Linked DNA regions of Homo sapiens: region 2 is linked to region 1. The links are chromatin contacts, found by POLR2A ChIA-PET in ENCODE. All regions are on one chromosome and are shown on one strand. The core of a region is the stretch at or near the end of the contact, and the rest is flanking DNA. Distances in the headings are between cores, read along the strand shown.

Region 1 (2,700 bases), core at 1-2,500:
CCGGCCGCTTTTTTTTTTTTTTTTTTTTTTTTTGAGGCAGAGTCTGACTCTGTCGCCCAGGCTGGAGTGCAGTGGCGCAATCTCAGCCCACTTCAACCTCCACCTCAAGCGATTCTTGTACCTCAGGCTCCCGAGTAGCTGGGATGACAGGCATGTGCTACCACACCCAGCTAATTTTTGTTTTAGTAGAGACAGGGTTTCGCCATGTTGGCCGGGCTGGTCTCGAACTCCTGACCTCAAGTGATCCACCATGCTTCGGCCTCCCAAAGTGCTGGGATTACAGGCATGAGCCACTTTATGCGTATTTAAGCCTTGGAAACACAGGGACTATCTTGTGGATTGGGGCTAGTACAGAATTCAGACTGCAGCCTTTTCCCGATGCGTTGACTTACAGAAGGGGCATTTTGGAGGGTCTGTGGTCCTAACCTGGGGATAGCAGGGAGATCCCGGGGCAATGACAGAGAGGCACAGAGACACGGATTTCCTGAGAAAGGGAGAGGAGAGAGGCTGAGACCCAGGGATCATGAAGGGGACGAGCAAGGGAAGGAAGAGATGATGAGACCCTGGGAATCCGGGAGAGAGACAGGGACGTGGAGAGAAAGGGACAGAGAGAGAGCGAGAAGGAAAGGAAGAGACAGAAGGGAGAAGGGGCAACCGAAAATGGGCACGAAGAGGCCCAGGCACAGCAACAGCTGGGGAAATGACAGAGACTGAGACGGAGATGCAGAAAGATACAGAGAGAGCTGGAGAGGGTAGAGAAGGGCTTTCGGGGAGAAAGTGATGGAGGGACAGAGAGGAGAGGTGGAGGCCAAGGAGGGAAAGACCCCAGTAGAGAAAGACAGAGGGACAGAGAAGGGGATGCAGACGCAGGCGGGAGCACACCCACAGAGGCGAAGGAAGGGCGCAAGACCATGAGAACCACAGACGCGGAAAGCCGGGGAGGTCGTGGCTCGGTCTAGGGCGCACGGGGAGCAGGGCTTGCCCCCCAGCACCTCCGGGGAGGTGACCCCAGCCGGGAGATGCGAGTCCCGCGGAGCCCGCGCCCGGCGGACGGACCGATGGACAAAGCCGGGGAGAGCTCGGGCGCGGCCGGGGCGGGGGCCGGTGCCCGCAGGGACCCGGGCGCAGCGGGGAAAGGAGGGGCGGGCAAGCGGCGAGAAGGGGAAGGAAGCGGAGGTGCCGGGCGGGCGCGGGGCGCGGGCAGGAAGCGGGGAGGGGCGGCGGGGCGGGGGCCTCCGGAAAAACGCCCCGACTTCCTGCCCCGCCAGAGCCAGGAAGCGGGAGCCGGGACCCAGGGCCCGGGATCGCCGAGCCCGACCTCGGGCGCCCCGCCGGTCACCTCCGCGCGGACACCAGGTACTCGGTCCCCGGCCCCGCCCGGCCTCCTCCCCTCGGCTGTTGGGGGAAGTGGGGAGGAGGAGGGAGGGGCTGGGGCGCTGCCGGCAGCGGAGGGGCCCCCTTCGGACCCCACGGAACCAGCGGCCGCCCCTCCTTGGGCCTCAGTTTTCCCATCTGTCAAAGGGAGCAAAGAGGGGAGAACTCACACTTGACGAGTGCCCCATAGGTGGGGACGAACGGTGCGAGGCCGGGGCCAAGGCCTCCCACCTGCTCAGTGGAGAACGGACGATCACTACCATTGTACGGGTGGGGAAACCGAGGCCCGGGGAGCCAAACCGACTCGTCCCAGGGAACGCACATCGTGAGAAAGTGTGGAGTTGGGATTTGAACTCGCACGTGCTTTCCGCAAAGCGCCATCCTCCAACCCCCGCATGCTTTAGGGCCACCTAAAAATGAAAAACAACAATAACAACAACGACGAGGGTCGCTGTGAAGCTGAAAGTTGCAGAGTGCATTTGAAAGAGTTTTCGGAAAGCTCTTTTCTAGGTCATTAATTATACCGTGAGAGACAGGTGTAGGGAGAGAGCTGGAGGCCTTCTCCCATTGTACGGATGGGAAGACTGAGGTCTACAGAGAAGTCATTACTTTTTGCAGATTACACTGCATGTCAGAGGGAAAGTTGTGCTGGAACTCAAGACTATTGCTTTTCCGGTTCCAAAGGAAGGGGCTGGGGGTGGGAGACGGAGGGGATTGATGTACGAGGATTGGAAATTCAGCGGGTCCCCTAAGTGGGGAGACTAATAGGACGGGGAGCCCCAGTCCGCCGTCCGAGTGCTCAGCGCTGGGGTGACTAGGAGATCTCCGATCGAACTCGGGAGGAGTTGGACCCATCTGCACCTCCGGGCGCGGGGCGGGGCCCGGGGAGTGACGGGGGCAGTCGAGATACGGAAACGCTGGCCCTCCAAGACAGGCCAGAGCGGCCCTATCTGGCCTGCGTGGCGCAGTACAGCGCTAGAGCGGCCGGCGGGAGGAGTAGAGTCGTCGGGGCCGGAGCCCGGCAGGAGCCGGGCTAGAGCGGCTGGCAGGAGGAGTGGAGCTGGGCGCAAAGGTGGACTCAGGGCGGCTAGAGCGACGCGGCGGCAGGGGTGGGGAGAGTGCGGAGCCCGAGCGCGGAGGCTTCGGTTCCGGTGGCGGCGATGGCTTCTCTTTCCACCTGGAGCAGGTGAGGGACGCGGTCCCCAGCGGGTGTCAGACCCTGACTCTGCACGTCCTCCCCGGCATCCCTGGCCGTGCACACTGCCACGTCCCCCGTAGGATTTAGGGCCCGCGTAAGACCCGCCACGTCCATGTAAGATTTGGGTC
Region 2 (2,729 bases), core at 230-2,729, 690 kb before region 1:
CTGTAATCGCAGCTACTTGAGAGGCTGAAGCAGGAGAATTGCTTGAACCCGGGAGGCAGAGGTTGCAATGAGCCAAGACTGTATGCTATTGCACTCCACTCTGGGCAACAGAGTGAGACTCTATCTCAAACAAAAAAAGAATAGATAGGTAACAAAGAAAGGATAATAAAATGGTGGAATCTGATGGGTATACAGGTGTTCACTGTATGTTTGAAATTTTAATATTTTTATAATAAAATACGAAATCAAAATGCAAAGCAAACAAAGTAACTGCCCTGCTGAAAACCCCTCCAGACAGCTTCCGTTTGCAATAGAAATAAAATGCAGTCTTTTCCAAGACCTTGCAAGATGGCCCCTGCAGACTTCATGAATCTTATCTCCTACATTCAATCTTTGAAAATATAACAAATATTTATTGAGTGCCTACTGTGTGTCAGGCACTGCACTATATGTTGGGGATACAGCAGTGAACCAAACCTACAATAATTCATGCACAAATGGTTCTAACATTCTTCCTTCTCAAGAAGCCCATTCCCCTGGCAGGCCTTCTCACTTCCTGAAATTGTTTTCATCTCATCTTCATCTGCATGTGGATATGAGCTCAGGAAGGCCAGAGCCCTTCTCTCCATCGCTCATAGCTGCACCCTCGGGTCTAGAACAAGGTCTTGTTTATAGTAAGACCTCAATAACAGTTAGTTGCAGAAATATTAGCTAACATCTATTTAGTGCTTGTTACATGTGCACCTGCGTCTGCTTTAAATGGTGTGCACAGATGTACTATTTAATCCTGAAAACTAGCCCCATTTTACAAGGCTAACAGAGGCACAGAGGAATTAGGCTGTGAATTCAAGCAGTCTGGCTTCAGCCATCACGGTCCTAACCGCTCTGCAAACTGCCTCTAAACGAATGAATGAATGACTCAATCATTCTAACTGGCCCAAGTCAAAATATTAACTCTGCCACTCAGCCAAGTTGACCTGGGGCCAACCGATTTATCTCCCTGGACTTCAGATTGTTTATCCTTAAAGGTCAAGTCCTTCCTCTCAGTTCGTGAAGATGTAAGATGCTGGAGAAAATTGACTCAAAGACACCCCATACACGCACGCACACAGGAACCCACATCCGAACAATGAGCGAGGTAGGAGCTGGGGAGAGTGGCGCGGGGTCACCGCCAGATGCGGGGTGTGGCAACCTCCAGGCGGCCAAAGTCTCTGACTTCCAGGTTCTTCTGTTTGCTTACTCCCTATCCGGGGGCCCAAGGCGCTGTCTCCGCCGCCCAAGCCCCGCGTAAACCTGGGTGACCTCGGAGACATCCGTTGGAGCATGAGTTCCCGACATCAGGCGGCGGCGGTGGTCCGGGAGAAACCCGGCGGCGGGGAGATAAGCCTGCCCAGGAGGCAGGGGGCTGGGCTAGCTGCCCCGCCCCGCGCCTGACTTCGTTGGGGAGGGAGACGCCCGGCTCCCGCCCCTAACTAGCCCAGCCGCGCGGAGCGCCTGGGAGAGGAGAAGGAGCCGACCTGCCGAGATGGAGGCGACCGGCACCTGGGCGCTGCTGCTGGCGCTGGCGCTGCTCCTGCTGCTGACGCTGGCGCTGTCCGGGACCAGGGCCCGAGGCCACCTGCCCCCCGGGCCCACGCCGCTACCACTGCTGGGAAACCTCCTGCAGCTACGGCCCGGGGCGCTGTATTCAGGGCTCATGCGGGTAAGGGGCTCTGGGGACGTCCTGGCTAGGGGTGGGAGGATTCCTGGGAGAGAAACCCGAGTGCCAGGGTGAGGGGCTTTTCGGGTATCCTAGGGAGGAGGCAGGGGCAGGGGTCCCAAGGCAAAGGGGCTGCTGCTGTCCTGGGGTTGGGGGCAGGAGCAGGTTGTCCAGGGCTGAGAAGGGGAGAGGTGCCCGGGAGAGAGGATCGTGGGGTGGGGGACCAGGGCTAGGAGGGGCAGAGACCTCTGCCTACAGAATCCTGGGAAGGTGATGGGCAGGGACCGAGGCTGAAAGAGACAGGAGTCCTCCAGCCGAGGAGAAGCTGATGCAGCTGGGCTTGTCCCAGAGGGAGAGGTAGCTGGAGCCATACAGGTGGGGCATGCTGAAGAGGGCACAAAGAAGAAAAGGGGGAGGCGTCCCTGCGGGGAGTTGGAGGCAGAGAAGAGGCTGGAGGGTTGCAGGCTCAGAGAGGGGGTCCCGCTGAAGGAATCTGCCAGCAGAGAATGCAGGATGGGAGGATGGGTGGAGCTCAGTTGGGAGTTCCTGGGACTGGGGAGGAAGGAGAGCAAGAAAGAAGGCAGAGGCAGCCCCAGCCTTAGGGGATAGCAGGTGGGAGTGGGCAGAGGCCTGAAGTTTCCCATTCAAAAGGATTCTGGGTGACTTCAAGGACGTAGAAAAAAGGGTGGGGTCTTGGGGGAGAGATGGGGCGGATACTCAGCAGTGTCTGCTCCAGAATTTCAGGGTTTTGTGGTGACTGAAAGGGGTGGCTGGATATTTGGGGGGCAGGGAGGGCCCTAAGGAATTAAGGGAGACCCAAACTGCTTCTGGATTGCCCAGCGTCAGAGGTTAGGGTTCAGCAGGAAGCAAGGGAACGACAGGAAGTTGGGGGATGCCACTGAAGGATGTACTGGGGGAGGAGGCCCGGGAGCCTAGTGCAAAAAGAGAACTGAGCCTCAGCTATTTCTGCTGGGATGGGGGCAGGTTCCTGGTAGAGGGCGTAGAAGCTAGACCCGGTGGCTCCTCAAGT

What was found. ChIA-PET counts read pairs that join two places held with the same protein, here RNA polymerase II (POLR2A).
Region 2: POLR2A ChIA-PET joins it to region 1 with 12 read pairs in naive thymus-derived CD4-positive, alpha-beta T cell. The contact joins the promoter of CYP2S1 here to the promoter of ARHGEF1 in region 1. POLR2A ChIA-PET finds 5 or more read pairs at or near these places in 2 of 52 experiments (H1 and naive thymus-derived CD4-positive, alpha-beta T cell).

What each region holds. Positions count from the first base shown.
Region 1 is chr19:41,881,934-41,884,633 of GRCh38, forward strand. It overlaps ARHGEF1 (Rho guanine nucleotide exchange factor 1), which reads left to right and starts at 1,251. Exons shown (of 29, transcript NM_004706.4): 1 at 1,251-1,356. RefSeq lists silencers at 936-1,445, 2,310-2,459 and an enhancer at 2,326-2,535.
Region 2 is chr19:41,191,740-41,194,468 of GRCh38, forward strand. CYP2S1 (cytochrome P450 family 2 subfamily S member 1) reads left to right here and starts at 1,480. Exons shown (of 9, transcript NM_030622.8): 1 at 1,480-1,702. The coding sequence starts at 1,526. It overlaps LOC124904790, which reads right to left and starts at 1,313. Exons shown (of 3, transcript XM_047439802.1): 1 at 1,241-1,313. The coding sequence starts at 1,313. RefSeq lists an enhancer at 1,006-1,506 and a silencer at 1,419-1,508.